Linked DNA regions of Mus musculus: region 1 is linked to region 2. A link is a loop called in an ENCODE intact Hi-C map of the cell type or tissue named here. Cell type or tissue: heart. All regions are shown on one strand. Each heading gives the region's core, and the rest is flanking DNA. Links, peaks and the distances in the headings are about the cores only.

What was found. A loop is a pair of places that touch in the nucleus more often than their neighbours do. Peaks named below come from ENCODE experiments on the same cell type or tissue, not always from the same donor. Only the 100,000 strongest peaks of a DNase experiment are listed, where the experiment ranks them.
Region 1: a loop joins it to region 2, with 3 times the contacts of the local background. A loop is called at or near these places in 9 of 42 quality-filtered maps.

Annotation. Positions count from the first base shown.
Region 1 is chr1:178,361,634-178,378,049 of GRCm38, reverse strand. No RefSeq gene overlaps it. Among named protein-coding and RNA genes, the nearest start is that of Gm24919, 21 kb to the left of the region's middle. In heart, for the core only: no CTCF peak of the experiment used is centred there; DNase peaks (open chromatin) are centred at 8,569 and 9,009; H3K4me3 peaks cover 1,471 bases; H3K27ac peaks cover 2,533 bases.
Region 2 is chr1:178,441,238-178,457,653 of GRCm38, reverse strand. It overlaps Efcab2 (EF-hand calcium binding domain 2), which reads right to left. Exons shown (of 7, transcript NM_026626.3): 3 at 1,766-1,838. Among named protein-coding and RNA genes, the nearest start is that of Efcab2, 43 kb to the right of the region's middle. In heart, for the core only: a CTCF peak has its summit at 8,234; DNase peaks (open chromatin) are centred at 8,293 and 9,223; H3K4me3 peaks cover 595 bases; H3K27ac peaks cover 1,464 bases.

The DNA.
Region 1 (16,416 bases), core at 5,516-13,515, 82 kb after region 2:
TTTTCCCATTTAAACTTTGTGTACACGTGAGTTTGTTTATTACATATATGAATGTCTGCTATTTATCAGATACTTATTTAGATGCTACCATGTGGCCTTTGTGCAAGATACAAATAATCTCTGACCATTGCATTGTGACAGTCAGTGGGTGTCTTTAAGCTACTTGCACACTATACCTACAAGACAAGTCACTTTAGCATCTGTGTTCTGGTTCCTCTGGTCACCATAGAGAGTTCATAATGCTTTAGCTTGACAACCACAGCTAATATGTACGTTGAGTGCTTGTGTAGATGGTCTCACTCAGTCTCACAGCTGTTCCATGAGACTGGGCTTCCATTTCTTTGGGAAAAGAGAAGAAAGACATTCAGGGCTGGGGATATAGTAGTAAAGAGCTTGCTCCGAATGCACAGGGCATGGGGTTCCATCCCCAGCATCACAAGAAAGAAAACAAGAAAAAGAATCAATGACATGATTTGCCCAACTAAGAGCCAGTCTTCAAACTCAACTTAATCAGACACTTTAAGAATTAAATAAAAATATTGAACATTGTTATCAGTTGCATACAACTTCCTTCCACAATAAAGGTCACTAGACAGAATAAAAACAAAGCTCTAAATAGATTGTGTGCTATCTCTAGACAGACCTAATAATCTTTAAAGATTTACTTTAATTATATGTATGTGTGTGAGTGAGTTTGTGTGCATGTGAGTATGTGGGTCTGTGCATGTGTAAGCAGATCTCTGCAGAAGCCACAGCTATCAGCTTTCCTTGTTGCAGATATTTCCAAACTGCTTGACATGGGTGCTGGGAACCAAACTCGGGATCTCTGAAAGAGCAGTTTGTACTCTCTCTTAGCCACTAAGCCATTTCTTCAGCCCCTAAAACTAATGTTTATCGCTTACTTCATGTCAGGAACATTGCCAGGGACATTTATGGCCTACCAGGAATCAAGTGGTGGCCTCTGTGCTGGTGACACAGAGGTCAGTAGGACAGATAGAGAAGAGACAAGGCAGCTGTCTTGGGAGAACTAGAGTAAAGTTAGCATTAAGCCTCAGCAGCCAACAGAACTCCCCTGTTTTCAGTAAGTCTCTGCCCACCCCTTCCTGGTTGGTTTACCATCTTAATTAGCTGAGGCTTTGCCCTAATCAATATTGTTAACATCGTGTCTTTTTTCCTCAGTCTTAGAAGAAGATAACTACCATGAAAGGACTGCAGAGAGCTGATGAGTCTGGTTAGCAAGGAAAGCTACTGCCTTACGTTCAGGATCTCTGTGATGGAGAGAGAGAACCACTCACCCAGGTTGTCCTCTGACCCCCACACAATACCATGGTGTATACACACACACACACACACACACTCACAAACACATACACACACATACAAACACACAGACACACACTCACACATACAAACACACAGACACATACACACAGACACACACACATACAATCACAGACATGGACACAAACAAACACACACAGAGACACAAACACACACAGACACACTCACACATACAAACACACACACACAAACACACACACACACACACACAAATAAAACAAAACAATTTTAAATGAACATAACTTATGTAAACTATGTCTTGACTTTTCCAGTTATCAAATGTGTAAAGTAAAATTTTTTCAGGGTGACTACAGTGGTTTGAATAGGTATGACCATATAGACTTGTGTTTGAATGCTTAGCCATAGGGAGAGGCATTACTAGAAGGTGTGGCCTTGCTGGAGTAGGTGTGGCCTTGCTGGAGTAGGTGTGGCCTTTTGGAGTAGGTGTGGCCTTGCTGGAGGAAGCGTATCACTGTAGGATCAGATTTTTGAGGACTGCTATGCTCAAGCTACACCAGTGTGACTTAGGGTCTCCTTCTGCTGCCTTCTGATCAAGATGTAGAACTCTTGGCTCCTCCTGCACTGTGTCGCCTACATGCTGCATCCTGCCATGATAAGGGACTGAACCTCTAAATTCTTTATAAGAAGTTGCCTTGGTCATGATGTCTCTTCACCGTAATAAAACTAAGACAGTGACCATAAAGTTTCCCCACAGTCTCTCTCCACCCTTCCCCCATCAAATATGTTGTTGTTTCTCCTGTCCCAGCATGGGTGCGGATGGGGTGGGGATAAACCTAGGGCTTTCTTTGAGCATGCCAGGCAAGCCCTTCACACTCTCTTTTATCCTTTTGTTTTTTTTGTTTTTTTTTTCTTTTGTTTTTTTTTTTTTTTGGCCTGGTCTGGTACTTGATATGTTCTTCAGGCTGACCTCAAACACCAATCCTGTCTCAGCCTCCTGTGTGCTGCAATTACAAGTATAATAATTAATTTGTTTCTATCTGTAATTTTGGTCCCAGTTAAGAACTATTTCTGGGCTGGAGAGATGGCCCAGTGGTTAAGAGCCTTGGCTGCCTTTCCAGAGAACCTGGGGTTTTTAACTCCCAGAACCTAGATGGTGACTCACAACCATCTGTAACTTCAGTCCCAGGGGATCCAATGCCCTCTTCTAGCCTACTTGGGTACTGCACATGGGCAGAGCACAGATGCACACCCATGTAGAACACTCATACAATAAATAAAATATTAAGAACCATTTCCTTTATCTTCCTCAACTATTTAACAACTATCCACCCAGTCTGCTGTGTCTTCTCTCTCCTGTCTGACACAAAGGCCTGCAGGAGGATGGCCCTTGGAGAAGGTTGTTCTCTGAGGACATGTTAAGAAGCCAATCAATAAAAGCAGTTATTGGAGCACCAAAGACTTGATAAGTGGGGCAGGAAGAGTTAATGGAGGGGCAGATGGTCCATGATTATGAAATGTGTACAAGAGAGCAAAGCCATAGAGACAGAAACTAGTTGCTAGGGGCTTGAGGGAGGGGTGAATGAGAGTTGACAGCTCATGGATATCAAATTGCTTGGGGATGGTTAAAGTATTCTGGAATTAGAGTCAGCAAGATGGCTGAGGAGGTAAAGGAAGCTAACACTGAACTTGACAATCTGACTTTGAGCCCAGGGCCCTCTGTGGTAGAAAGAGAGAACTAATTTCCACAGGTTGTCCTCTGACTTACACACACACACACACACACACACACACACACACACACACACGGGGGGTGGGGGGGTGGGGAGAGAGAGAGAGAGAGAGAGAGAGAGAGAGAGAGAATGAATAGAGAAATAACTAAAGAATAAACCTAAGAGGCCAGCAGAATGGCTCAGTTGGTGAAGTGTTTGTACCTGAGCCTGGAGACCTGAGTTCAACCTCCATGACCCACATAAAGGTGGAAGGAGAGAAGTCATTCCATAAAATTGTCCTCTAATCTCCACACCTACGCCACGGCATGTATGTACCCCCAACATATGAAATCAAACATACAAAAATATTTAATTAACTATAGTCAAGCTATTCTAGAATTAGATAACACCGAGTTTAATCCCAGCCTTGGTTAGACGAGACAGTGACATAAAATATTTAATTTTTAAAAATGACATGTGTGTAATACAGGTAATGAACACACTGAGATTGTTAGATAACAAGTGTGCAGTGTAGATAGTTAAGAACTAATTGGATTCATCCAACTCAAAAAGTCATTTAGATTCCAAAGAAGGGAGCTGGAGAGTTGGCTCAGTGGTTAAAAGCAGGCTAATCTTCCAGAGGACCTGGGTTCAATTCCCATCACCCACATCCCAGATCATAATTGTTTGTGATTCTAGTCCCAGAAGACTCAATGCCATTTTTTTTGCCTTTATCGGCACCTGGCACACATGTGGTACACAGTCATAAATGAAAGTGAAGAAAAAAAATACATAAAAAAAATTTAATGAATAGATAGATTCCAGAATAGGGGGTGCTGGGAGTGTAGGCAGAGTTGTCGAGCTAAATGACTCTAATAGGAGAGGGAAGGTTCTAGGGCAGAGATGAGCTTGCTATTCCAGGGTAAAGACCATGTTGCAGTGTGGTAAGATCCATAGGCAATACAGAGCTTAAGGCATGGGGTTCAGTAGAACCCTTTGTGGGGTGCTGATTGAGCTTTCACCAGCCCGAGCCTGAGTTTAACTCTGTCATCTCCTGACAGCTCCTCGGAGACTTTGCAGCTGGAAACCTTTAAGTTAACAAAAGAAGTGCAAAATCACCACACCTCAGATCTCAACAGATTCTGTCTCTTTCAGGTGCTCAATACACACTCAGTAGGACCGGGGTGATGCTCAGTGTTTGAGCTCAGCGTGCATAAGACCCTAAGTTCCATCCTCAGCACCAATCACACACACACACACACACACACACACACAGAGAGAGAGAGAGAGAGAGAGAGAGAGAAATAGAATGGAGTCCATGTGAGTGCTTGGCAGTGTGAATGCACGCAACACAGTGTAGGTGCCCTTGGGGGCCAGAAGAGAGCATTAGAGACCCTGGAACTGGAATAGCAGGCAATTGTGAGCCTCCCGATGTGGGGAGAACTGAACCCAGGTCCTCTGCAAGAGCAACAAGTGCTCTTACCAGCTGAGCCATCTCTCCATCCCCACCCCTCAATACCTTGCCTTTGGCAGTCTGACTTTGCAGCATGTTAGCTGTATAATCTTGAAGTTACTTCCTATCTCAGCATTCTCATCCGTGCGATGGGGCCCACGGTAGTATTTCTCTCACAGGAAGACTGTGATGAACTTTAAGAGAACGGACAGACAGTGCTGTCATGTGTTAAGAGAGATTTGTGCTGCTTTTTTTTTCCCAAGAACAGGAATTCTGTGAGTGGGGCTGTATCTAACTTCCTGGAGGCTTTGGGTTTCATCCTCCTCCCACTTGAGAATGTGCATGCTCGAACATGCAAACATACATACACGCACACGCACACATTGGCAAGGAAAACATACATACACGCACACACACACATTGGCAAGGAAAAAAATGTATGGGCTCCAGAGAGAAAGAATCCTATCCCTGTGAGGTATAGACCTGCAGTTTATCAGATGAGCAGTGTCTCCAGCCCTTAGCTCTTTCTGTTGTAAAGTGGGTGTTATGATGGCAGCCCCAATTCCACAGGCTTTTGAAAGAATAAGTGTGCTGACTGTGTGCCAAGCCCCCAGCACAGGCTGTGATGAACCCAACCACTGGCTCGCTTTGGTCACATAGCTCTTTCTTCTGACTCTCCTCCTGCAGCTGGCAGGTGGCTAACATGTTTCTCAACTAGGAAAGAGTATATTTATGGAGTCGGTGTGGCTCTGCCACAATCAGTTCCTCTCCCGCTTCCTTCTAAGGCGCTCTGCACTTTAAAATAAATGTCATACACTTTTGCAATTTTCTGTTCTTTTCTTTTTTTTTTTTTCTTTTTTTCCTAGATGAGGTTTCTTGTAATTTTCAAGCAATATAAAATCAGAGAAATGATCCTAGTGGCTCTCCTCTCCAGGGCTCATGACTCCCCTTCAATAACTATCCGTTTGAAGCAGGTGAAATTCTGTCATGTTGTACCTGCTTTGTGCACGGACCTCAACTAGATTATTTTTTGGGGGGGGGGAAGCCCTCAGATATAATTTTATCTATGATAGCTCAGCTTTTTATCTTTATTAGAAACATGTAGGCCTGGTGTGGCAGGGGCATGACTGTGATCTCAGCACTCAGGAACCGGAGGCAGGAAGATCAGGAGTTCAAGGCAAGTTTCTACTCTATAACAAGTTCAAGGCCGCTGGGCAGTGGTGACGAATGCCTTTAGTCCCAGCACTTGGGAGGCAGAGGCAGGCGGACTTCTGAGTTCGAGGCCAGCCTGGTCTACAGAGTGAGTTCCAGGACAGCCAGGTCTGCACAGAGAAACCCTGTCTCAAAACAACAAAAACAAACAACAACAACAACAACAACAAAAAACCCCCACAAGTTCAAGGCCATCCTGGCTACATTCTGTCCTTAAAAACACACAATAAAACAACTTGTATGCATATGTATCACTGAAGGTCCAATGCAGTGTGGTAGGCCTCACCCTGTACTACTGAACTACAAACCTTAACTTCACAAGGAATTTCTAAAATTAATTTTCAGATGTCTTTATTTTATGTGAATGAGTGTTGTGTTTAGCCTGCCTGTACATATGTGCACCACATGTGTGCCTGGTCCCCTCAGAGGTCAGAAGAAGACACTGAAACCCCTGGAACTGTAGTTGTAGGTGGTTGAGCTTCTATTTGGGTGCTCCAATCAAACCTAGGTCAACTGAGAGAGAGAGCAGCCAGCGCTTCAAACAGCTAAGCCATCTCCCAAGCCCCAGGAATATTTTTTAATTTATTACAGCATATTAACATACCTAAAGTAAAATTATGGTTATTGTTTAATACCATTAATGAAGTAGCAGTTGTCAAATTTCCTTGATATTTCTTGTAAGTTAGTTTTTCTTACATTATTTTTTATATGGATGTAAATGTGTATGGGGATGTATATGCCATGGTACATGCATGCACAGCTCAGAAGACAACTTTGTTTGTTTGTTTTTTGGTTTGTTTGTTTGTTTGTTTGTTTTATGAGACAGGGTTTCTCTGTGTAGCCCTGGCTGTCCTAGAACTCACTTTGTAGACCAGGCTGGCCTCAAACTCAGAAATCCGCCTGCCTCTGCCTCCCAAGTGCTGGGATTAAAGGCGTGTGCCACCACGCCTGTCTGAAGACAACTTCTTTTTTTTTTTTTAATTATTATTTATTTATTATATGTAAGTATACTGTAGCTGTCTTCAGACACTCCAGAAGAGGGCGTCAGATCTCATTACAGATGGTTGTGAGCCACCATGTGGTTGCTGGGATTTGAACTCCAGACCTTTGGAAGAGCAGTCGGGTGCTCTTACCCACTGAGCCATCTCACCAGCCCTGAAGACAACTTCTTAAAGTTGGGTTTCTTTCACTATAGGATCCAAGGATTGAACTCAGATTGACAGATTTGTGCAGCAAGTACTTTTATCCTCTGAGCTGTAGCACTTGCCGAACGAGTGAAGTACCAGCACCATAAAAAAACAAAACCAAATCCATTAATTAATAAAAAAGAAAAGAAAAATGATGGTCCAAACCAGATCTAGACAGCACAGTCATGTGATGTCTCTCTGGATTCTTTGTTGTTGTTGCTGTTGTTTAAGGGGATGGTGTTTTGAGACAAGGTTTCTCTGTCTAATGGTCCTGGCTTTCCTGGAACTCACGGTCTCTCTTGTTTCTTATATTCTGTAGGTTTCATGTCCTTTTTCCTCTTTGAACTTTATTGTTGAAGAACCCAAGTGGGCCCCGCCCACCCACCCTGTTAAGTTTCCTACCTTTTAAATTGTGTTACTTGCTTTCCCCTGATTGCTGAATTGTATTGTGGAGACTTAGGCTGTAGCCAAAAACTGTAACACCATGCATGACCCAAAAGCAAGTTGGGGAGGAAAGGGCTTATTTGACTTACACTTCCAGATCCCAGTCCATTATTGGAGGGAGGCAGGACAGGAACTCAAGCAGGGCAGGAAACTGAAGGCAGGAGCTGATTCAGAGGCCATGGAGGAAATGTTTCTTACTGGCTTGCTTCCTCTGGCTTGCTCAGCCTGCTTTCTTATAGAACCCAGGACTACCAGCCCAGGGATAGGTCCACCCACAATGGGCCCTCCCCTACTAATCACCAATTGAGAAAATAAATGCCTTACAGCTGGATCTCATGGAGGTGTTTCCTCAACTGAGGCTCCTTTCTCTCTGATGACTCTAGCTTGTGTCAAATTGACACACAAAACCAGCCAGTACAGGAAGGCATCCTGAGCATCAAATGTATGAATAAAATAACAGCTGCAGCATATTGAGACATAGCAATTATGGTGATTTTCATAAGCATTCAGAAAAAGATCCCTTGGTCACCTCTGGAGGATGTGGAGATACAACTTTTCATTCCAAAAATAAAGAGTCGAGCATCAATCCAGTGTGTCCTGGATGCACTGTAACTCTGGGCAACTAAATAACTCACCAGGAAAGAGCCTGCTCCTTAGAGAAGAGGAATTCAACTGCTAATGAAATAAAACCTCCAGCAAGGACTGTCAACGGTAGCTACATTCACAATTAAGATGATGGACAACGTTATAAAGGACTATTCCAGGTGGACAACACCTGAAGCCATTGATCACCTTGATATCATGGGAGGAAAGATAGTATAGGCTCTTCCTTTGATGCGCTAGGAAGTCTGCGCTGAATCAGCATCCCCAGCCAGTAAAGGAACATGACAATCAAGTGTGAGGATCTTACTTCAATTCCTGAGATCAGAGTGATGGAGGGTGTGAACAGACTTCTACACGTTGTACTCTGACTTCCAGACCCCAAAAAGTAAATATAGTAAGAACTTTAGATAAACCAAGATCTAAGCCTCCATATGTAAATAACAGTTTCAAAATTGTTGGTGCCTCTCCCTCAAACAATTAAATAAAACGGTCGTTAGAAATCAACGGGCATGTGTCAACCCAGGCACATCTTAACAGTGAGAATGACCCATAATCCCGTTAAGTAAACCCAGGCCTTCCCCCTCACTGTGCTAAGCGGTGGAGGAGGGGTAAGGAGCAGCAACTGCCGGGCAGAGAGGCATGTGTACTTTGGGACGCATCCATCCGGGTTATTTCCCTTATAGACCTTTTACCCTGTCCTTCCGGCTGCAGAGCACAGTCCTCCAGGCACAACATGCTTAGGTAAGCTTCCCATTATTGAGTTACTTCCCCCGCCCCCGACTCCCGACACTATTAATTGTTGGGTTTTTTTCTCCACTCACAGTTCCTGACACTTTATTTTTCTTTTACTTCATTCATCCATCCACTGTGTTGCTGGGGATCCCTGAGCTATGCCCCCATGCCCTATCCTCATCTAGAAGGTAAACCTGTCTTCTGTACATGACCTGGCTTTCCAAAACGGCAAGCATCTGTCGCGGAAGCAAGCGTCACGAGTCCCTCCCGTGCGGCAAGCCGGGTGGAGGTGGCTGTGCCTGGCCACCGCGCGCACGTGACGCGATGTGGACGCGCGCCCAGAGCGGCGCGCTGGGCCCCCGCGCATTTGTCAAGTGGGTTGGTGCCTGGCCCCGCCTGCCGCTCTGGGCTCGCAGTTCCCAGGAAGTGCAATGTGCGCACCGCCTGTCTCACGATTCCCCCGGGCCTGTGCGTATTTATAGTCCTAGCCCTGAAAGCCTAGGCCTCCTAGGCTTGCTCCTGACTTCCCTCCAGGATCCTGTTCCATGTCCCCCCAAAAAGACCACGCGGATCCACAAAGCACTTGAACAGACAATTGCACGCACTCCTAAATGCCCATCTCAGAGATTACACACCAGTCCATAGGGCCTAGCATATTGAATCAATCAGTACTGCTGTTCCACTTAAGAACACTACCGTGCATACACTATTACTGGGGAGGGAGGTGGGCATGCCACAGGAGTTTTGGAGGTCAGAGAAAAGCCTTTGAAGTCGATTTGCTCCTTCTACTGTGTAGGGCCTAGGGATCGAACTCAGCATTAGACTTGGCACAAGCACCTTTGCCCTATGAGCACCAGGAAGATTTCAAAACATGGTGGATTCTTTTATCTTTCTCTCTTTCTTTTCCAATGCATGAAAGGCCTAATAGTGCTCTTAAAATAATTTTGAAAAAAAAAATTATTTGATTCCTAAGAATAAAATTCACATCGTTTTCTGCTCTTTGGGTTACTAACACAGCCGGACAAATTGGTAAGAAAAGATGAATCTACAGTGTGTCCTGACCTTGGCCGTCACTTTTGTCATTCTCATGGAAATCCGGAGTCACTGTTCCCTCTGAGTGATGAAATAAAAACAAAGTTCTGAGATTCCCCGGATTTGCCCTTTTCTGTTTTCTTTTTTAAGGGGCTAGTGTTGGAGACACCGGGAACAATCTTAGATTTCTCAGCTTTACCAGATAAATCCAAAGGGTACTTAGCTGTGCAGGATGAAAGCTGACAGACCCCTCTCCTTGTTTACCTTCGGCTCAGAGGAGAATAATTATTCCAGAGTGACATTTAATACAGACCCGTGGTCACTGATACTGCAACCGAAAGCTTCCCCAGCAAAGTCCAACAGCATTATCTAACTTTTAAGTCCCAACTGAAGGGCAGAGCTTGGACATTCTGGTAAATAAAAGACCTGTAGGTAATCTCTTGAACAGGGGGGCACAATGGAGATGATGGGGGGGGCATTTGGAGAATGGGGGAGACTGTAGGGCAGTTGGCCAAACGGCAAAGCAAAGAGAACCTTGTATATGCAGTCAGCATGAGCTCTCTAGGCCCTGGAACATCCAAACAACAGACTATCTGTGAACAATAGTCCTTACATATGTGCAGCCTAGTGCAATCTAAACTCCTGGGAATGGCTTCTATGTTGCTATCTCTAAGCAAAGAAAAGACTGGGATGAAGTGAAAAGACAGAATTCCTTTTGTTATGTTGTATCAGCAATTATCTCTGTCTTTGTAAGTTGCCTTACCCAACAGCTTTTTTTTAGAAGTTCCCCCATGGCCACTACACCAACCCCCCCCCCCCCCCCCCCCCCCCCCGTTTGCTGCTTTGCTAGTAGTGCTAACCAAGATATTATTAAATACTTCAAAATGTTCATTATCTTGTTGTTTTTTAAAACTTGACTTGATGCCAGGCAGTGGTGGTCCATGCCTTAAATCCCAGCACTTGCGGAGGCAGAGGTAGGTGGATCTCTGTGAGTTCAAAGCCAGCCTGGTCTATAGAGTGAGTTCCAGGACAACAAGGGCTACACAAAGGGCTACACAAAGAAATCCTGTCTAGAAAACAAAACAAAACAAAAATCAAAATACAAAACCCCTTGTTTTAACAACCATGGTGTGATAATGTTAGGGCTTTGCTTCAAGCCAATATAATGATCCTTGAAATTCAAGCTAATATTTTAGAAGCAACTGTTGCTAAGAAATTTTTCCTAGAAAATTTAAATTATGGGGTTGGATCAGTTCTGCAAGCATGGGGACTGAGTTCAGATCTCCAGCACCTATTAATATACAGGCATGGTAGTTCGTGCCTGCAACCCCAGTGCAGGACAGTGAGTTCCTTGGGGCTAGACAGACAGACAGACAGCCTAGCCATCAGTGTCCTCCAGCTTCAGCTGGAGTCCCATCTCAGAAAATAAGATGGAGCTGAATGTGGCTTTGTAATCCTTTAATCCCTCTACTCAGGAAGCAGGGGTAGAGGCAGATACCTCTGAGTTCAAGACTAGCCTGGTCTATCTAGTGAGCCAGCCAGAGCTGCACAGTGAGAACCTGTTTCAAAGAAAGAAAGCTGGAAAAGCCACAAAGGAAGACACCTAACCTCTACATTTGCTCGCGCGCGCGCACACACACACACACACACACACACACCACACACGCACACATGTGCGTGCACACGCACCAAATCATCATCCATTAAATACTGGCTATGGTTCCCAGGTCGTTTGCTCTGGAACAATGAGGAGGCTGCATGCATGTCAAGCCCACACCCCGACCACTGTTTTGATTCCAGTGTCCTGATACACTGTTTCACGTGCTAGGGATTGTTTGTCCCCTGGATACATGAAAGACTCATGGCTCAACTTCATTCTTGTTATAAGCAAACAGCTAGATGAGAAATTACAGAGCAATGCTATAAAAAACCGGCATTGAGGTCCCAGCTCTGCTGTGGAGGTGGGAGGAGAGGAAAACCAAGAAAAAGGAAAGTTTCCCTACATTTCCTTAAAAAGCAGTAGTAAACCGGCACAGGATCTAAGTGTATGATCCCAGCACTTGGGAGGCAGGGGCAGAAGGAGCAACAGTTCCATCTAGAGACTGCCATATCCAGGGATCCATCCCATAATTAGCCTCCAAACGATGACACCATTGCATACACTAGCAAGCCTTTGTTGCAAGGACCGTGATATAGCTGTGTCTTGTGAGACTAGGCCGGGGCCTAGCAAACACAGAAGTGGATGCTCACAGTCAACTATTGGATGGATCACAGGGCCCCCAATGGAGGAGCTAGAGAAAGTATCCAAGGAGCTAAAGAGATCTGCAACCCTATTGGTGGAACAACATTATGAACTAACCAGTACCCCAGAGCTCTTGACTCTAGCTGCATATGTATCAAAAGATGGCCTAGTCGGCCATCACTGGAAAGAGAGGCCCATTGGTCAGGCAAACTTTATATCCCCAGTACAGGGGAACGCCAGGGCCAAAAAATGGGAATGGGTGGGTAGGGGAGTGGGGGGGGGGACGACATTTGGGATAGCATTGGAAATGTAATTGAGGAAAATACGTAATAAAAAAATTAATTAATTAATTAAAAAAAAAAAGAAAGTCAGCTTCAGCTGCGTTGTGAGTTTGAGTTCAGCATGAATGCACGAGGCTTAGTCTACAAACAAAACAAAGAACTAAAGCCCAAGATGGAGAAATACTGGGCTTCATTTAATTCCTCAACTGTGGCTGGATCATCCTTACAAGGAGCTGGTTTTCTTTCTCCCTTTTCCCTTTGCCCACTACAGCCTGACACCTCTGTGGATCTCACGGCGAAATGCACAAGTAGCCCAAACTGCCCTATCGCTGTGCTGTTTTCCAGTGCAGGGAGTTAATTTATCATTCTCGTGTTCAAAAACCAGCTGGTATAGTCTTGTGAGCCTGTAATCCCTAGCTTTAGGAAGTGGAGGCAGGAGGATCAGGAGTTCAAGGTCACCCTCAGTTACTTGTACCCAGTCTCAAAACAAAATAAAACAAAACAGGCTGCACCTGGAGGCCCTGCCAGTATTCTCAGCTACTTGGGAGGCTGAAGCCACAGGATCCAAAGCTCCAAGGCCAGGGTAGGCAGTTTAGAGCCTATCTCAAAACAAAAAGCATCATCAGGGTCGGGACTCTGTTCAGTGACAGCGTATTAGCCTAGCATCTTTGAGATGAAGGGATTGATCCCCAGAATCACTGTAAAAAACAGGGAAGGAAAGAAAAAGAATCTATCTATAATAACTTGATTTGTTTTTCCCTTAAAATAATTTGTTTTAAGCAAGGCATGTTGGCTTACATCATCCCAGCAGCACCAGAGAAGCTAAAGCAGGAGGTGGCAAACACGGTGGTAATGCATGCCTATAATCCCAGCACTCAAGCAGATTCCTGAGTTCAACACTAGCCTGGTCTAAAGATGGAGTTCCAGGACAGCCAGCTACATAGAACCATTAATAATAATAATTAATAATGATGATGATAATTTTATTATTACTACTTATTTTTATTTACACATATGTAGATACTTTTCATGCTGAATTAGTTAATTTCTAAATAAAATAACCTTAACATATACCAGTCCATACATTGTTCTATGCCTGAGAGCCAACAGTTTTTCATGTCTCTGAGTGCCTGAGGTAGTTTTCTATGCAAAAATGTCAGCTTTTAGAGCTGTAAGGAGTGAAATCTCAGGCTCCAACACCCTCAATTTACCAAGGAAGGAAGGAGACACAGAAGACCCATCACGGTGCTCCCAAATGAGCAGTGCTCCAGGCAGAAACCCCAGCACCTCCCTTAGTTCGACACCACAATCATTAGGTCTGGGGGTGGGGGGCGGGGGCTGTGTTAATTACTAATTAATTCTGTCATCTGGATTTTTGTTTGTTTTTCCTTTTCTCAAACTTTTCACATACAAGTTCTAGGGATTCTCTAGTGCATAATGATAACAAACAACAAGAGAATACCCTTAATTTGTAGAAACATTACATATGATAGGGAAAATCATGCAGTAGAGGGCTCTCTTCCTCTCTCCTCCTTTCCTTTTTGGAGACAGTTGTTATGCAGCCCACACTAGCCTTTGAACTCATGGTGTGATCCAGGCTGCTTTTGAACTAGAGATTCTTAGACCTTGGTCTCCTTAGTTTGGGGATAACAGGTCCCATGGGGCCTGGTTGAGACTCTGAACACTCTCTCTCTCTCTCTCTCTCTCTCTCTCTCACACACACACACACACACATTGCTGAATCACTTGGGAGATGGGCTCTGGGAATACCCGTAGTGAATCCTTTTGATTAAGCGAATGGAGGTGACACTGTTCCCTATGCAGGAGTCACAGTCTGCATAAAAAAGAGAACGTGCAGGGCAGTGGTGGCGCACGCCTTTAATCCCAGCACTTGGGAGGGAGAGGCAGGTGGATTTCTGAGTTCGAGGCCAGCCTGGTCTACAGAGTGAGTTCTAGGACAGCCAGGGCTACACAGAGAAACACTGTCTCGAAAGAGAGAGAGAGAGAGAGAGAGAGAGAGAGAGAGAGAGAGAGAGAGTGTGAGCTGAGTTTGTACTCATTCTTTCTTCCTTCAGACTGTGAAGCCAAAGCAGCTAGCTGCTTCCAGCTCCAGCTGCCTTCATTTCCCTGTCGCTGTGATGGGCTATGTCTTGAAATGTGATCCAGAATAAATCCTTTACCAAGACATTATATATCCCAGGATGCTCTGGACCTTGCATTAAAACCTCTTGTCTCATCCTTCGAGAGCAAAAACTCCTTAAAATATCCAAAGTGCTCTTTCTCTCCAAAGGGTTTGGCAGTGATCAGCAACAGCAATATGTGATACTTCTGAAGATAACATTGAATTCCTGGTGCTGGAATGTAGCTCAGTGGTAGGGTGTTTGCCTAGCATGTGCTCATGGGGCCCCGGGGTCAATCCCCACACCAAGAATAGGGACCACTGAAACAGTGTGTTACTGAAAGCACTGGATGATCTTGAAAGATTGAATTGTCAGTTTGTATGTACATTGATGAGAAGAATAACAGCACATGATGTTTGTTGACTGCTCACTGGGTACCAGGTATCACTCTAGTATTTTATGAACATTGACATCAGTAATTCTATTCCTCAGTCATGTTGTCACCCTCAAGCTACAAATTCAGGATGCAGGAGACAGAAGCAACCTGCTTGCAGTGTCCACAAGAACAACCAGAATAAAGCAATTGCTAAGTGACTAAGGGAGGGACCTGGGATGCGCCTTTCTCTTTGGATGCTGATTGCTGCTGGAGCGGTTGGTGGTCATGCTGTGCATGCATGTCGGAAAGCTGCAAGTTGCAAGTTGTAGAATTTCTTTAGACATGCTGTTTATGTTTACCCACAGTACTATACCGCCTTTGGAAAGCATATCTGTGCATTATGTGGGGCAGAGGTCATTGATGATATTAGTCGGGGTTCTCCTGTGAAGCGAATCAGTAGAATGAATATGTATTAAAGGTGGGATTTATTAGATTGGATCACAGATGCAGTCTATGAAATCCAACAGTGACCATCTTCACACTGAAGAAGTCAAGAACCCTAGTGTATGAGGCTGGTACCAACTTTTCCTGCTTGCTATCTCCTTCTCTCTCATATCCAGCTAGTTCCTTTCCTTCTGCTCTTTTCTTTTAAATGCTCAGCGTGAAGCCCAGTCACGTGCATGCCAGGCAGGTAGCTCTATCACAGAGCCTCAACCACTGCACATGGGATGGCCTTTGAAAGTCTTCCTACCTGGACATGGTCTTAGATTTCCATGGCAGATGCTAGCTACTGCCATGATTATTCTAGTCAATGGTCAACATTTCAAAAAGATGCTATGTGTATGTGTCCTGTATACAACTCAGGCGTGCTTTTCCCACATGGACAGGTGACTGGGAGAATGGATGATTAACAATGCATGTACAGCTCCTGATTCAGGTATAACATTCGAGTTGTGTTGACTGGCTCTGTTATATCAAAAAAGAAGACATTTGTTCTAGTGTTTTCTGCTGTCTCGTGAGTTTGAACACTTGATCCTCCATAGTGATGGAGTTTGGGAGGTAGACCCTTTGGGACATGTGACCTACTGTGATGGTTAGCTTTAAATATCAGCTTGCCACAGCCTAAAATTATCTTAAGATGAAAGTCTACATTGAAGAACTATTTACATCTGGTTGGCTTGTGGAAGGTTGTCATGATTATTAATTAATATAAGTGGTATCTTGCCCACTGTGGGCATTCCCTGGTTTGGGGCCCTGGACTGTATAGGAGTAGAGAAGGCAGAGTGTAAAAATAAAACAAGGATCAAGCTGGGCATGGTGGCACACAGTTGATACCAGCACTTGGGAGGCAGAGGTAGGTAAATACCTGTGAGTTGGAGGCCAGCCTAGTCTACATAGCAAGTTCCAGGACAGCCAGGGCTACACATAGAGAAACCCTGTCTCAAAAAAACATAAATCAATAAATAAAACAAGCAAGGATCCTCTTTGGTCTTGACTGCCCCTAAATGATGGGGTGTGCCTTGGAACTGTGAGCCAAATGAACTCTTCCCCTGATTTTTTGTTTGTTTAGTTTGCTTTTTTTTTTTAACTTTATTTATGTAATGTATGAGTGCTCTGCCTCATATACATCCGCCTGCCTGAAGAGGGCATAATATCGCACTATAGATGGTTGTGAGCCACCATGTGGTTGCTAGGAATTGAACTCAGGACCTCTGGAAGAGAA
Region 2 (16,416 bases), core at 3,273-11,272:
ATCAACCTAAAATTCCAAACTCCTTCTTTTTAACATAGCATTGAATAAACAAGGACTCTACCAAGTATAAGGAGCAAGAAGACAGGACAAATTCTACTTCGTTGCTTTTCTTTCTCATTCCTTGTTAATATTCCAACAACCTCTCACTGCCCCCAAGCAAAGAAAAGCAACTCTCTTACATGTTTCTCCAACTGGTGGTCTAGGCAGCTTTTTTCCCCCCCCGAAGGTCTCTCTTTGTTCAACTAAAACTTTCATTTCATGTTCAACCAGAGATCTTTCTGGAAAGCAAAATGGAGTATGAAGCTCCAGGGGCATGGACTGTCCATCCACGCTTCCTTTCTCCTAGCCTCAGCTCACACAGCAAATGATTACAAGAGACTTTTGTTTTGGATTAAGCTCCTATACTAGGTCCCAAAACAGACTTAAAAAGAAAAACTGGAGTCACCCATAATAAAGTTAAACACAGCCAAACAGAATTCCCCGCGAAAGCCAGTTTCAATGGGCAAGATAATAGAATCCTTCTGTTTTAATCTTTGGGGGGAAGGGGAGGACTTGCCTGGAGTAACTTGTTAATGATTCTCCTATTGTTTAGCATCTCTCTTCCCTGCCTTATAAGGAAAGTAACTCAAACCAATCAGATCTTTGTTCCCTAGGGTTGAGGAAGGCAGAGCCACCAGTCTCCTCTGGTCAGAAATGCTTACCCATTTCAATTAATCTATAAACACAAAGAAAAACCAATCAAAATCTTTTAACTAATGTGGTTAATTTTTGTTGTTATTATTATGAATAATAGTAACTTTTAGAATTTTAGACTGATTAATATTCTTATTAACCAGATTAAAATTGAAGGATTTTATTTTCATGCCCATTGAAACTGGCTTTCCCTGGGCAGTGGTGGCACACACCTTTAATCCCAGCACTTGGGAGGCAGAGGCAGGTGGATCTCTGAGTTTGAGGCCAGCTGGCCTACAGAGCGAGTTCCTCTGTGCCAGGACTGCACAGAGAAACCCTGTCTCAAAAAAAACAAAAAAAAAAGGGCTGGTGAGATGGTTCAGCGGGTCTTGCTGACTGCTCTTCTAAAGGTCCTGAGTTCAAATCCCAGAAACCACTTGGTGGCTCACAACCATCCATAAGGAGATCTGACTCCCTCTTCTGGAGTGTCTGAAGACAGCTACAGTGTACTTACATATAATAAATAAATACATCTTAAAAAAAAAAGAGAGAGAGAGAGAAACTGGCTTTCCTGGAGAATTTGTTTGGCAATGTTTAACTTTATCATGTGTAACTCCATTTTTTTCTATTTAAGTTTATTCTTTAGTCTATTGTTATTGTTGTTGTTGTTATTATTATTTGTTCTGAAGCTTAGTTTTATTTCCTCAAATAAATAAAAACTAGAGTCTCTCTGTATACCCTTGAACCAACATTATTATTAAATACACCTGTTACTGGTCTTTCTCCACGTGATCAGACTTCTTTGTCTTCACTGGCTTATTTTCAACTAATTTAAAAACTATCAATAGTTGCCTTCACAACTTGATCAAAATGCTTACGGGTTCCATTGGTTGACTTATGTGCACAGGTATTCTAACACTCTCAAACAACACCCTCAGTAAGTTAGGGCAGTTTCAGTTTGAGGTAAGGGTTTTTGGGTTAGTTGTTGGTTGGTTGGTTGGTTGGTTGGTTGGTTGGTTGGTTGGTTGGTTGGTTGGTTTGTATTACAAGTTCTAGAGTCAGCTCAGTGACACTTTCTCAACCATGTACCTACCTCTGCAATGAAATCATGCAGCTCTCCTTCAGTCGGGCAGCATCCTAATGACCTGATAATTGTCCCAATCTCTCTAGAAAAAAAAAAGTTGTGAAAAGTTTTAGAATATAAATTCTGGAGAGGCAACTGTAGTATAAATTATCAAATAATTGTTGAAATTATTTCAGATTACAGGTAACATAGCAAAGCACCTCACTTAAGTACTGGCTCACAAATACATGAGAAACTTCCTGGGAAAAGAAAAGGTTGCAAGAAGCAAAGCAGCCCAAGGTTTTCAATAACTAGCAAATCAAGCCCTGACTAGTTCAAAATCTCAAAGCTCCAGAAAAGGAATAAGGACAAAATGAGGGGAGGAAGAAACAATGTCTGCCACTTGATGGCTGGTTTTAACTGTTGTTTAACTCTGATAGAGAAAGAAAGAGAATATAGGTTAACCATTTAGTACATTAATACACTCCAGCACAATCTAACTGTAGCCTTGCACTGTGGTAGCTTGGGGGCTACAGGAGGAAGAAGAGACAGGCTGGGTTAAATTTTCCTTCACTCTGCTTATACTCCTACTTGTTTCAGTTGAATTCTGTTCTCTTATCTTGCAAAAGCAAATGCTTACAAAGCTATCTGTAGAAAGTTGACTATGTTTGCTAACGAAAGAATGTCCCAATGGCTACCCACATCTGCTTTTGTAAACACACTTAAACTACAATAGAAACATCCTTTTGGTGTTCATGAGACCCAGAGACCACCCTCACAAGGTCTGTGCAGACAGGAATCTTCACATTGTTACTCAAACTATAAAACCTGTAAGAAACTGTGGGATGGAATCAGACTTTGCAAAACACTAGCTTTGGTCTATGTCCACTGCACTAGAAAGTTTGGAAGTTCTGAATAGAAAGATCTACAACAGTGTTCTGTCATAGGAAAGTGAAAATGGGCCTGGATACGATCTATTACTCCTTGAAGACAGAAAAGTATATGAAAAGGATAGAGCCCCTTTTTCTTCCTCTGGAGACATCAATGAAGGCAGCAATGTGAACTACTGCCTCTACTATGCTAAGAGCCAAGTTTGTAACTCATTGGTTGAGCACTGGGCTTGTGTCTTGGGAAGCATAAGTGTCTGTCTCTCTGAAGATGAGTAGCATGCCCAGCTAAATGCCCAGCTAAATGGCAGACAGACACATGGCCAGAGAGAGTAGCTCACTAAGAGTTACCTTTAGCGACATTGCAATGAAGGCAATGCAGAGGGTGGCTGATAGGAAGAGAGAAGGGGAAATGAGGAAGGGACAAGAAGGTGGTATTTAAACGCCAGGCTTTCTAAATGTTTCTGTAGATAGTAATGAAGTGAGATGAATCTATTTCAAGAGCTCTCCATGTGTGAGGCCCTTAGTTCAAATCTGAACACCAGCAGGGATGGAAAGTACCCAAGTCCATGTGGTGGGAAGAAAGGGCAATCACAGTAGATGCCCTGGTGACTCAGAGCTTCCCTTGTTTCCCAGGCTGGATACACAGAGCCTAAGCAATCCTCCATGCTACTCTCACACAAAGCACTGGTGAGAGAGGAGTGATGGGAGCCAGGAGCCTGGGAACACAGCAGAAGGGGCCAGGTGGGCACCGCAGAGCTCCAGATGGCTTCTAGACGGGCTGAGATGCTGGCCGTAGTGAGGAAATCAGGCTGCTGATGCTACAGCCCCAGGAACAGTGATGCTCCTGGGGATGAGAAACAGAGAAAAGAAAACTCAGGCAAGAAAAGGGTCAGGTCTTTGCACTGAAAGAGAAGGAGGCTTAGGAAGAAAGAAAATTGAAAGGGAGATGTAGGAAAAGGCCAAAAGAGATGAAAACACCAGATGTAGCAGCACACACTTGCAATCCAAAGCATTTGGGAAATGTAGGCAAGAGAATCAGCAGCTCAAACCCTCTCCTACACAGCAAGTTCAAAGCCAGCCTAGGCTACATGAGACCCCCATCTGAAAGCAAACAAAAAAGAGATGAAAATGTAATTTCAAGAAACACAAAACAGAAGTGTCAACAACGAGGACAGAGTTCAGAAAAACCAGCAAATGAAACAAAATTCTGAGATAAAAAAGCATCGTGGGAGGGTCATCTAAGGAAGGGAAATGGAATATAATGCTATAAGTGAATAAAGGTGGAATTACAAGGATTACATGGGGTGGGGGAAGGGAGGACAGCATAGAGGAGGGAATATGGGGGTGAACAACTAACATTATAAATACCTTTAGAAAAGCTATTTGAAAATCTACTACTGTAGAAACTTCCTAAAATATATACATGTATAAAAGGAATTTAAATAGAGTCACTATATTATGGGGGAGACAATACCACAAGTAGATATTATTTGTTGCCAAATAAAATTTTCAGTATCAAGAATGGGTTACATCTTTCTGAGTCACTAGCCAAAGGGGTCCCACAGGCTCCCCAAACACCACAGGCTATTTCCAACTTGATGGTAAGATGTTATTGCTGAAGACACCACACACTTCTACCATAGAAAGTGGAGAAATCTAAGTGGTACTCAACTAGAAGATTCACCCTATTGGCTAGTGTTCATAGTGTTAGAAGATTCTAAGCACAGCACCAGAAATCTCATCAAGCTCAATCTCACCCGGCTACAAACCCTGTGAGCTTTAGTGATGACCTGCCTTCAAGATGTGCTTGCTCATTCAATAGTGGCATGAATGTTATGGAATTAACCAATCACTTTTTGGGGGGGGGGGCTTAAGGCCCACTCAAGTCATGGACCCTCTGGAAAACCTACCTCTATTATTTTGCTAAATGAGCATATTCAGGAATAAAATGATTCCTAATGATATATTGGTATGCCCTATGTCTTAGTTAGGATTCTATTGCTGTGAAGAGATGCCATGACCACAGCAACTCTTATAAAGGAAAACATTTAATTGGAGCTGGCTTACACTTTTAGAGGTTTAGTTCATTATCATCATGGTGGGAAGCATGGCAGCATGCAGGCAGACATGGTGCTGGAGAGGTAGTTGAGAGTTCTATATCTCGATTAGCAGGTAGCAGGAAGAGAAAATGCCACTGGACCTGTCTTGGGACACACTTCCTCCAACTAGGCCACACCTACTCCAACAAGGCCACACCTCCCAATAGTGCCACTCCTTATGAGTGTATGGAATCATTTTCATTCAAACCACTATGCCATAGACCAGTGAATTATTCTCAACCTTCAGTAGAGAAGCTTCCTGCAGGAGATGGTCATTAATGCAAAGACAGACAGCAAGACAACATGCAGAGAGGGAGAGGACTTGGAGGACTCAGTCCTAAATGGGCTCTTTGTTTCACCCGTCTGTAGAGGGTCAGGGATCCATGTGGAAAGGGGTGGGGTGGGGCTAAAGAGTAAGAGGTGGTGAATGATTTCTTTAAAATAGCATTTTCCAGACACAAGAGTCAATGTGCACATAGGAACTCACAGAAACTTTGTCAACATTTCCAAGACTTAGACAGCTCAAACCTGACAAAACTCCCAATACAAAAGAGGGAGAGTGAGCACAAGGTGCCACTCCTAGCAAAGAAGCCATTCAAAATGATGGCTTTGGATGAGGGGAATCAGTTTTCTCCAGTGAAATATTCTGATATACCCAGTAAATACTGAGTCTATAGCCATACTCAGTAGAAGATAGCTAACACAAATGAGATCTATGGTTTTTTATGGCTTTTTTTTTCTCTTACAAGAGAGAACATAAAGATAGGTGGGTAAGGAATAGAATTCTAGTGAGAATCTGGAAGTAATTGGAGAATGGGAAAAAAATAAAAATATACTGTAAAGAATAAATACCAATTACTAGAACACTACCCAATTCATTCTATGAAGCCACAGTTACGCTGTGTATTCTCCCTTACAGATGGGACAGTTTCTGTCTAGTCATGAACTTGTCATAACTTCCTCTCCTAGAGGACTTCATGAGAGGTTTTATTTTTTCAACTTCTATCATGTTTAATGTTCCAAATAGACTTTAAAAACTGGTTGAGTGCATATTACTTTTAGCTTCAGAAGATAGCATGTATATTTAAGAGGCATTTAACTATTATAAATTATTTTTGATAACTTAAAAAATGTTAATATAACTGAGTTGTATATTTTAAAATAAATTTTATTAGTAAAAACATCAATTACTAAATAAAAGCAATAGGTAAAATGATATAAATATTAAAAGTTGGCTGAGCCTATTTCCAACAAGTAAGATTTTTAGGTCAAGTAAACTGACTGAAAATTATTTTGTTTTTAATTTTTCTTACACTTCTTTGTTGATTTATTGGGGAGCTGAATGGGATGTGGGAAGGGTACAGGTTAGAAGTGCGTGCTACTGTCCACATGTGGAGGTTAGAAGACAACTTATGGGAGTCAGTTCTTTCTGTCCACTGTGTGGGTCCTGGGGATTGAACTCGGGTAATCAATATGGTACTTGGCAGCAAGTACCTTTACCCACTAAGCCATCTTGCTGACCCTGAAAATTATTTTAAGAACCCACTTAAACCTATTTTGGGGGACAGAGGATTTAAGACAGGGTCTTGCTATAGATCTGGCTGTCTTGGAGCTTAGTTACGTAGACCAGGCTGCCTTTGAACTCACAGAGATCTGTATCTATCTGCCTCTGCCTCCCAAGTGCTAAGATTAAAGGTGTGTGCCACTACACCTGGCTCCTTCAACCTATTTTTAATGAGCTGGGTATGGTGGCCCATACGTATAATTTCAGCACTCAGCAGGCTGAGATATAAGATTACTACAAATTCAAAGCCAACCTAGTCTACATAGCAAGTTTTGTCATAGTCAGGGCTACATAATGAGACCTGGTCTCAAAAAACAAAATAGCAACAATGTAAACCTATTTTTGTAAGTGCACATAAACATAGAGGCCAGAGGTCTATGCCAGCTATCTTCCTCTCGCTCTCTACCTTAGTTTTGAGATAGGGTCTCTCACTGAACTGGAACATACCAGTTGACGAGCCTGGCTATCAGTAAGCCCAGAGAGTCTCTTGTCTCTGCCTCCCCAGTGCTGGAATTACAACAGTCACTGCCACATCCAACTTTCTATTTAGGTGCTAAGAATCCAAACCTAGGTCCTCAGTCACAAAAGCACTTTTCTACTTAGCCATCTCACTGCTCCAATCAAACCTTTTAATATCATTAAAATCATTAAGGCACTTTTAAATTTTATTTGTATTTTGAAAGAGTCTTTTTATGCTATCCCTGAACTCAAAGCAATCCTCTGTCTCAACTTTCTATGTGTTAGGATTATAAACATGTATCATTGTGCCTATCTAATATTTAAAACTTCTTATGATAGGTATGGTAGCATACACCTGTAATCCCAACACTAGGGAGACAGGAGGACTGTCATGAGTTCAAGACCAGCCTAGTCAACACAGTGAGATTCAGGCCAGCCAGGATTACATAGTGAGGCCCTATCCCCCCCCCCAAAAAAAAACAACAAATGCTGTAGAAACAGGCAACTCTGGGGTGTTATTTGTTTGTTTGTTGTTTTTTGAGGAAGGGTTTCTCTATGTAGCCCTGGCTGTCCTGTAACTCACTCTGTAGACCAGGTTGACCCCAAACTCAAATGCAAATATCTGCTTGCCTCTGCCTCCTAAGTGCTGGGATGAAAGGTGTGAGCCACCATGCCTGGCTTGTTTGATTTTTTATAAAAGATTTATTTACTTATTTTTATGTGTCTCTGTGTATGACTGTGTCCCATGCATGTGGATACACAGGAGGTCAGCTGAGGGAATTAGATTCCCTGAGTTAGAGTTCAGGTGGGTGTGGGCTCAACATGAGCTCACTTATTGGTTCAGTATGTGTGTTGGTCCAGTAGGTGTGTGGTCCAACACGAGTGCTGGGAACCAAACCCAGGTCCTCTGCAAGAGTGCCCTTAACTGCTGAGCCGTCTCTACTGCCTGACCTCTTTAAAACAAGTTAAAATGATTTTAATATCAGCTAGTTTTTAACAATGGTTTCAGAACGCTTTTCTAAACTGGCTTCTGCACATCAGTCACTGATATTGTGGCTACTGCTATTTCAAACAGCTGATGCAGGAGCCTGTAGACAAGTTAATTTCCTCCATTGACTAGAGTGGTTAGAACCAACTCACTTAGTAATCTACTATGCAAATAAAGCAGAAATCAACAAAAGTCTTATTTAAATTTTTTAAAGCTTTTTAAAATATTATTTTCTTCTCTATAAATCGTTTATGGGATTTTTAATAAACTGACAAATGAAACAACTATTTTATATAAATGTTTTAAAATATGGAAACTTTCATGTATTTTATTCAAATGCATAGATTCCTTATATTGATAAATACAAACCAGCTCTAAAGGCTTTTAAACAGAAGAATTTATTTCTTCATGTATACCATTCAGAAAGAAATGTCACTTAGACAAACAGGTCATGAAGAGCAACCCAACAGAAGAATGGGATGGGTTCCTGATGGACATTCAGTGGGTGTAGTACCCCACTGCTGACACGGGGTGGCAGCAGAGCCACTGAGCTAGACTGAGTCATCCATAAGGGCAGTCAAGGTCACAAACAACAGAGAGGACAGACCAGGGACATCTGATGCACACACCACCACCACCACCACCACCACCACCACCCCCCACCCCCCCACCCCGCCCATCCCCAGTGAGAACAGACAGAGGGCATCTGATGCAATTATGAGGGGCAAAAGGTGCAAAACCGTTTACCCTCTATAATATAACTGCTGTTACACTAAGTATCAGTAAGCAAAACACAATTTGGAAATTTCTAGAACAAAGCAGAATTTTGGAAAATGGGTTCCCATTCATTTAACAAACATTTACTGAAGACTGCTATGCCGGGTACTTACAGAAGAGTAGAGAACAAAACGAAGACCCTGCCTTCTTCCCCTATGAGGGCATTTTTCCTAGATCCAAGTTATTTTAAAACCAAATAATAAAATAAATCTAAAACAAGGGCAGATTTTCTGTTCCAAAATGGCCTCAAAGGCCTTCCTAATCAACTGAAGAGCCTGTAAAAGAGAAGAACAAGGAGTTTCTGCCTCTTATTTGCTGCAAAGCTATTTCTTCTTAGTCTCTGTGCTAGAAGTTACAGTCCCAAAAAGAGCGCTGGCTCTGTAAAAACCCGGACACTGCAGAGACAGAATCAGTAAGTTAATGACACAGCTACTTTTGCTCAGTGCTGTGACTGCTGTGGGGATGAGAAGGACGAGCCCCTGTTCTCGCCTTGGAGCTTACTACTGGGAGGAACAGAGCACAAACATAACTGAGCACAAGCTAATTTTAGTCAGTGATAAGGGCTCTGAAGAAACCGCATCATCATTGCTGCTTTTGTGCCTGTATTAGCTTGCTGAAGCTACCTTGAGAAAGTATCACACGGTGTGGGGGTAGGGCATGGAAGATAAACACTGTCAGCAACTTCTTTTCTCACGGCTCTGAGGGCTGGAAATCTGGTTTCACCCCAAAGCCTCCCAGCTTAACTTGCAGAGAGAGCCCTTGCTATGTCCTAACGGGGCATCCCTCTGAACACAGACACCCTGGCATCTCTCCTGGTATAAGCCAGTGGTAAGCCACCTGCCTGGCATGCACAGGGTGAGAGAGCCAGAGAGAGCAATTAGGCCTCTCTCTCAGCACCGGTTTTAAATCCAATCATCTCTGTAAACACCTGACTTGCAGATAAACTCACATTTTGAGCTAGCAGATACTAAGATTTTGAAACACTTCAAGTCCAGTACAGGCAATAATTTGCGTCTTCATTGTTGTTGTTGCTGTTATTGGTGGTGGTAGTTAAGATCTCAAAAGCACAGCCAACAAAAGCAGTGATAGGCAAATGGAATTATGCCAAACTGAGACTTTCTGCACCAAAGAAAGAGACGACAGATGAAGAGACGAATATAGAATAGAGGAAATATTTGTAAATGATGTATCTGAAAAGGGATTAATATCTAGAAAATATGATGGGTTTGAACAACTAAAAAGTCTCTGGATTAAAAAAAAAGCTAATGATCTGAACAGACATTTTCTAAGATGAGATATACAAATGGTCGACAGACAAACATGAAAATATGTCCAGTGTCACTGCTTACTAGGGAACTGTAAAGCCAAACCACAATGAGATATCACCTCACCCCTCAGAATGGCAATTAACAAAACACTGAAAAGTACAAATGCTGGGGAGGGGAGGGGAGGGAAGGGGAAGGGAGGGGAGGGGAGGGGAGGGGAGGGGAGGGGAGGGGAGGGGAGGGGAGGGGAGGGGAGGGGAGGGGAGGGGAGGGGACGGGAGGGAGACGAACAGACTATTGATGGGAATGTAAATTAGTGCAAGACTAAAACTGGAGATACTGCCATAGCTAGGAGGAAGAGGTTGGAAGACAGACAACCCAGGGGTCTGGTCTCTCTGGCCACTCTGTGGGACCCAAAGATTTCTCTCAGGTTGTCAGGGCTACTACACACAAGTGTTTCTCCCTGTTGAACCATGTCACCAGCCTTCTGTATAAGAATCTTGCTACTTTACTAAAATTCATTTTTCTTTGCAATAGTTTTCTTATCAGTTCTTCTGGGTTCTCTAGATATTTAGTTTTCTTTCCTACAAATAGTTTTTCTTTCTCCTATCTTTTCTACCTCCTACCATATCATGTCCAGTACTTATGTCCATGTCACTGCTTGCCCAATTATGTTAATATTAATTGACAATGGTTAATGTAGATATCCTTATCTTGTTCATAACTTTAACAAAATGGCGCACTTGCCTCCTCTCTAAGGAAGAACCTCAGCTTGGGGCTAAGGAAGCATTCTCTAGTGACTGCTTTATTGAGACTTTAGAATTATCAACATGTGCTGAATTCTGTCAAATGCCTCTTAACTATCTGCATACTAATATGATGTGCTACATAAGTAAATGTCCAGCAAAGTAATACTTTTACATTTCTAGGAAAAACACAATTTGCATTAATGTGCTACTAAATTTTGTTGCTTGTATTTGCAATTTTGTATAGCTATGCATAAGAAAGTTGTGTTGTAGTTTTATGCAATCTTTATTAGGCTTTCAGTGTTAGAATTATATACACTTTGGAAAAATAATTCAGTAGTTTTCCTTTTAGTCCCATCTCCTGAAAGAGATAAGTTCCATAAAGACAACATTTTAAATTTTAATATGCAGCCATCTGGACTGAAGCCTTTTAGCAGCAGAACCCCTTGAAATCCTGGCTACAGAAAGAAGTACATCTAGATTTTCTAGGATCTGTCTGGTTGGCTTTTTACTTCAATTGATTTTCTTAAATATGTATTTTATTCTTCTATGTGTACATGTGTGTGTGAGTGGGTACCTGAGGAGGCCCGCACAGGGAGCTGGAGTTACAGTGGTTATAAACCACATGGGTGGGTGCTGGGAACTGAACTTGGGTCCTCTGCAAGGACAGGACAATCCCTTAACCACTGAGCCACCTTTCCAGCCCTTTTCAGTTGACTTTTTAAATATGTTTTTGAGACTATAATTACATTATTTCTCCCTTGTTTCTTCCCCCCTTGTTCTCTTTCAAATTCGTGTCCTCTTTTTTCTTTGTTGTTACAGACACACACACACATCCCTAATATATAAAAAATACAATCTGCTCAGTCTATTTAATGTCACTTGTATGCATATTTTCAGGAGTGGCCATTCGGCATTAGACAACCAGATGGTGAGTCCTCCCTGGGGAGGACTACTTCTCCCACTCCCCACTCCTCTCATCTGTGGTTCCTTGCCTTTGGTTGAGGTCTCTTGAGCACCACCATTTCCAGGTAAGCATGTCTGTAGGTGCTGTCCTTGTTCAGGACATGTTTAGGCAGCCATAATGGTGAGAAATCATGGGTGAAGCTTCTGTGGCATTTCTAGGAGACACAATCTCTTGACAAACTTGCTGCTCTTCAGGCTCTGGCAATCTTTCTGCTTCCTCCTGCAGTGACCCCTGAGCCTTAGGTGCAGGAGTTCTGTTAGAAACTTATCAGTTGGGACTGGGCTCCACAACTTTGCACGTTGACAAGTTGTGGTTTTCTATACTACTCTCCAAACTAGGAAAGTAAAAAGTGGCCATTCCTGAAGGTGGGAGGGAGAGCAAGACAGAATGGAATAGCAGGGTGCAGGTGCTCTGACAAAGGAAATGGGAAAAACGAGAGGACTTCAATTAGGGAAGGAGGAAAAGGATAATTCAGGAGGGAGGAAAGTAAAATAACAATAAGGATGTCTGAAAAGGAATCACACTAGTATCTACCTAAAACTGCCAACAATACATGTAAGCTGGTGTCTAAATATAAATACATAGTTTAAATGAAAATTTCCCATCTGGGCTGATAATAGTTCCCTCAAGAGCCACACATTACTTAACAAAAGCCCCAACACCACACATGAGAAGTCCTCCTTTGAGTTATCAGGACTGTCCAAGGGATTCCCAAAGCATTACAGACTATCGCTATTGCACTCCCTTAGCTGCCTCCACCCACTAAGGAACTATCCAATCCAAACTTGCTAGATTTATACCAATGTTTCTTTCCAATTTTATAACTAGGTCTTACATGTGATTTTTTTTTCCTTTGAGTTAGTTTGTATACGTAGTGTGTGGGAGGGATCCAACATCATTTCTTTAAAAACCCTATTCGGTTATCCTTGCTCCACCTTTACTGGAGATCAGGTAAAGAACAGTCTCAGTTAGTGTGGCTCTGAAGTAAATTTTCAAAACAGGAAGTAGGCATCCAACCTTCTTTTCTACTTCCAAGGCTGTTTTAGGTCACACCAAGTCCCTTGCAGATAAATCATAAGCTTTAGAACCAGCTTGTCAGCTCAGGGGGAGAAAGGTTGGTAAGGACTGGGGCTGTAATTCAGTGAGTGACACAGTGTTTACCTACCATTCACAAGGCCCTCCATCAAATTCCTAGCCTATAAGGAAAGGAGGGGATGAGGAAGGAAAGAAAGACTTGCTAATAACTCCACCCAATTTGATATGTGCCTCAAGTGGCACATCACCTTGCCCCACAGCCCACTGACAGACTCCATTACATAATCTACTAGACCACAATCCCAAATCCCCATCTATCTCTGAGGGAGTCTGAAAGTTAGAACAGGGCTACCTGCTCAGGCATTAATGGCTAGCACAACCAGAAAGGAATGGTAAGAAACCACAAAGTTCCAACTGCTAGTCTAGAAATGGGGTCAGAGTGCCTATTGGGCTTAACTACCAAGCCAGGGTTTTGGGAAGTAACTATACCACAGAGGAAGCAAGGTCCCTGTCAAATCCATGGGCCTCTGTTAACGGTTTCTTCCTGTACAGATTGCTGCATTTTGTGATGTTTGATCTGTCACCCCAGGCACAACTGATTGAACCAGAGGTGGCTACTTAACCCTGAGGTTACACGTCTCTAACAGCCTTCTGGAGAGGCCTCCGAAGTCTAGCATGAGCTCTGCTCTGCAAAGGCACCCTCTGCAGAATATTAATAAGTGATCAAAGGAGGATTTCCCTTTTCTTCTCTGGAAGTTCTGAAACAAGACATACAGAGGGCTACACTTGAAAGAGGAGTAGCAGAGCAGGCAGTAAGCAAGATCCTAAGACTGCAGAAGCCATGAGTAACAGGCAGAAGGGGGAAGAGGCAGGCAATAGAGACCTGGCAGTAGCAGGGAAGACCCTTGAAGTAGCTGTCACCAGCATGTTAGCTGAGCAAAGCCTATGTGCAGCCACAACAGTGACATGGAATACAGAGTCCCTGAAGCCTTTCAATGACAACAAATACCAACCCGGGGCCCATGAAGCTCAAGTGCCACTGAAGTGAGTTTTCCTTTTTCTTTCATGTGTGTTTGTTTGTGTGTGTGTGTGTGTGTGTGTGTGTGTGTGTGTGTGAGAGAGAGAGAGAGAGAGAGAAGGAGGAAAAGGGAAAGGGAAAGGAAAAGGGGGAGACAGACTGACAGACAGGTTAAGTGAATACTCCAGTGTGAATAGGCTATCTTGTAGGTTAAAAAATAATAAGATAACTTGAAGAAATGCAAGGGATTTTTAAAATATTGATTTCCTTATCTTTTATAGTAAAAAGCTAAATGGTATTTTCTATATTTGAAGTAGTTCATGTGCCTAGAGTCTCCTAAGAGCTTTTCTAAACTTAATGATGTCTTACATGACAAACATTTGAGACTCCACAATTTCTTCCTTCCTTCCTTCCTTCCTTCCTTCCTTCCTTCCTTCCTTCCTTTCCTTTTCTTTCCTTTCCTTTCCTTTCCTTCCTTCTATCCTTCCTTCCTTCCTTCCTTCCTTCCTTCCTTCCTTCCTTCCTTCCTTCTTTCTTTCTTTCTTTCTTTCTTTCTTTCTTTCTTTCTTTCTTTTTTTTTTGTGGCTTTTTGAGACAGGGTTTCTCTGTGTAGCCCTGACTGTCCTGGAACTCACTCTGCAGACCAGGCTGACCTCGAACTCAAAAATCTGCCTGCCTCTGCCTCCCAAGGGCTAGGATTTAAGGCGTGCACCACCACTGCCCAGCGAGACTCCACAATTTCTTTAATGGAAATTAATTTGTTGTTAATTCGATTGCTTTGAGACAAGGTCTTATGCAGCCAAGCTAGTCTAGAACTTATGAGCTGAGGATGACTCTGGACTCCTGACCTCCAGCGTTTACCTTCCAAGTGCTTTTGATCACAGATGTGAGCCACCATGTCCCACTCAAGCAAAGTATTTTTATTTTTAAAAAGCATGCTCTTATGATCATATATCTCGAGCCCACTACTCATCCTAAGTTCTACTGACAAACTAAGGTACAATTCTACTAAAGTTCACCATGGGGGACTAAAGGGAACCTCAAAGTCGGCTCAAGATACCCAAGACCAAGTTTTCAGCACAAAAGAGACTTATTTGCCCCAGAGGGACAGAAGAAGAAACCAGTTCGAAATGTTTCAGGTAGTAACAAGCAACCCACTGTTCACTTAATACTCACAATATCAGACTTCTTTTCTATATATTATGACAAAAATTAAAATAAAATCTTTCAATTTGTGCACAACAGAGAGAAGAAGAAAGGAAAGAAGCCACCAAAAAGGTATCCAAGGCAACCTAGGTCAGTCCTGTGGGAAACAACTCCACACTTTCTCTCTGAGGCAGTCAATGCCCTGGCTTCCTCCTAAGAGAAAAACTTTCTTACTGTGGAATGCAGGCCCTCTTACTACCACACAAACACTTTTTGGGGGCTTGAGGGGTGTCTTTTGAGTTTGTTTCTTTTAACCAAGTTCTTACTCTCCTGTCCAGGCTGGCCTTGAACTTGTATCTCTCCTTCCTGCCTGGGATTACAGGCATGAGCCGCTTCTCTCCACCATTCAGTCTATAAAATACTGCCTTCAATCCTTAACTGTTTGAAGAGTAATAAACCATTTTATAAATCGATAGCTCTTAATAGAGTATTGAACTTCAACATAATGCAATAGATCAGAAACCAGTTCAAACTGGATCCAGTCATACAAAAGTAAGCATGTTATACAGTAGGCCTAACAATTCAAACAGCAAATTTAAACTGTTTAGTAGGTTAAAAATAAGCATCTATTTAGCCTTTCCCTTTTAATCATAAGTCACAATAAATTTCAGACAGATCAACTGCACTTATAAATGGAGAGAGAGAGAGAGAGAGTTGGCCCTGCTCAGCACAGCGTTCCCAGGGTCTTCCTTGAGGCTGGTATGCAGCCAACTTGGAAAACACTACTCAACGAGAAAACTACCTCGACTTCCAACTTGGCTGCTCACTCTTGTGCAACCCTCGGCAAGGTTTTTTGTGTCTGTCCTTCACATCCAGTTTACAAAGGTTTTCAAATGACACCAGACGCATGAGGATACAGTTCCATGTAACTCGTATAAGGCGGCAGGCAGGGCAACATACGAATTTGCAAGTCCAGTGCTCAGAAGCTGAGGCAAGAAGACTGCAGTGAGTTTGAGCCCAGCCTAAGTAACACAGTTACTTGAAGGCCAGCCTGCACTACAGAGTAGGACTGCCTCAAAAGGAAAAAACTAGCATAAGGAATCAAGTTTAAAGGCTGACATCATCCATGTCACTATTCATACTACTTAGCATTCATATTTTAATGCCAAAAGCAATGCCTATTCTCTTAAAACCCATCTTTGTTTAATAAAGTAGACTAAGTTATAAGAACATACACTTTCCCTCAGGGTCTCAGTTCAATTATTTTAATTTTGAATGGGGGAAAGCTGCAGGCCATAAACACACCCCTTCTTCCTAAATTGGCCCTTCTACCAAAAAGGCCTGGTGCATCCTTGCTGCATGGGATGCGGGGGTTCCTTTCACTCTCACTGTCAAGAGCACAGAAGGCAAGAGACAAGCCCAGGGATCTGCGAGAGGCTGCGACAGGGGAATGAGAACATGCTCCCAAGCACAGCCAGAGACTTGGAACTGAAAAAGCCACCTATCTCCAAAACCAGAGGTGCCAAACCTTCACACACAGCTAAAGACGTTAACATGAGGTGATGGATGCAAAGCTCCTACATGTCAGTTACAGGACAGCTGGACTGCCAGAGAGCAAAACTTAAGCAAGTGCTTTTCTCTCTTCCCCTTTGTCTCACAAAGCTGCGGTAGGCCAGGGGTGTAGCTCAGCAGGAGAATGCTTGCCTGGTGTACATAAGGCCTTGGAA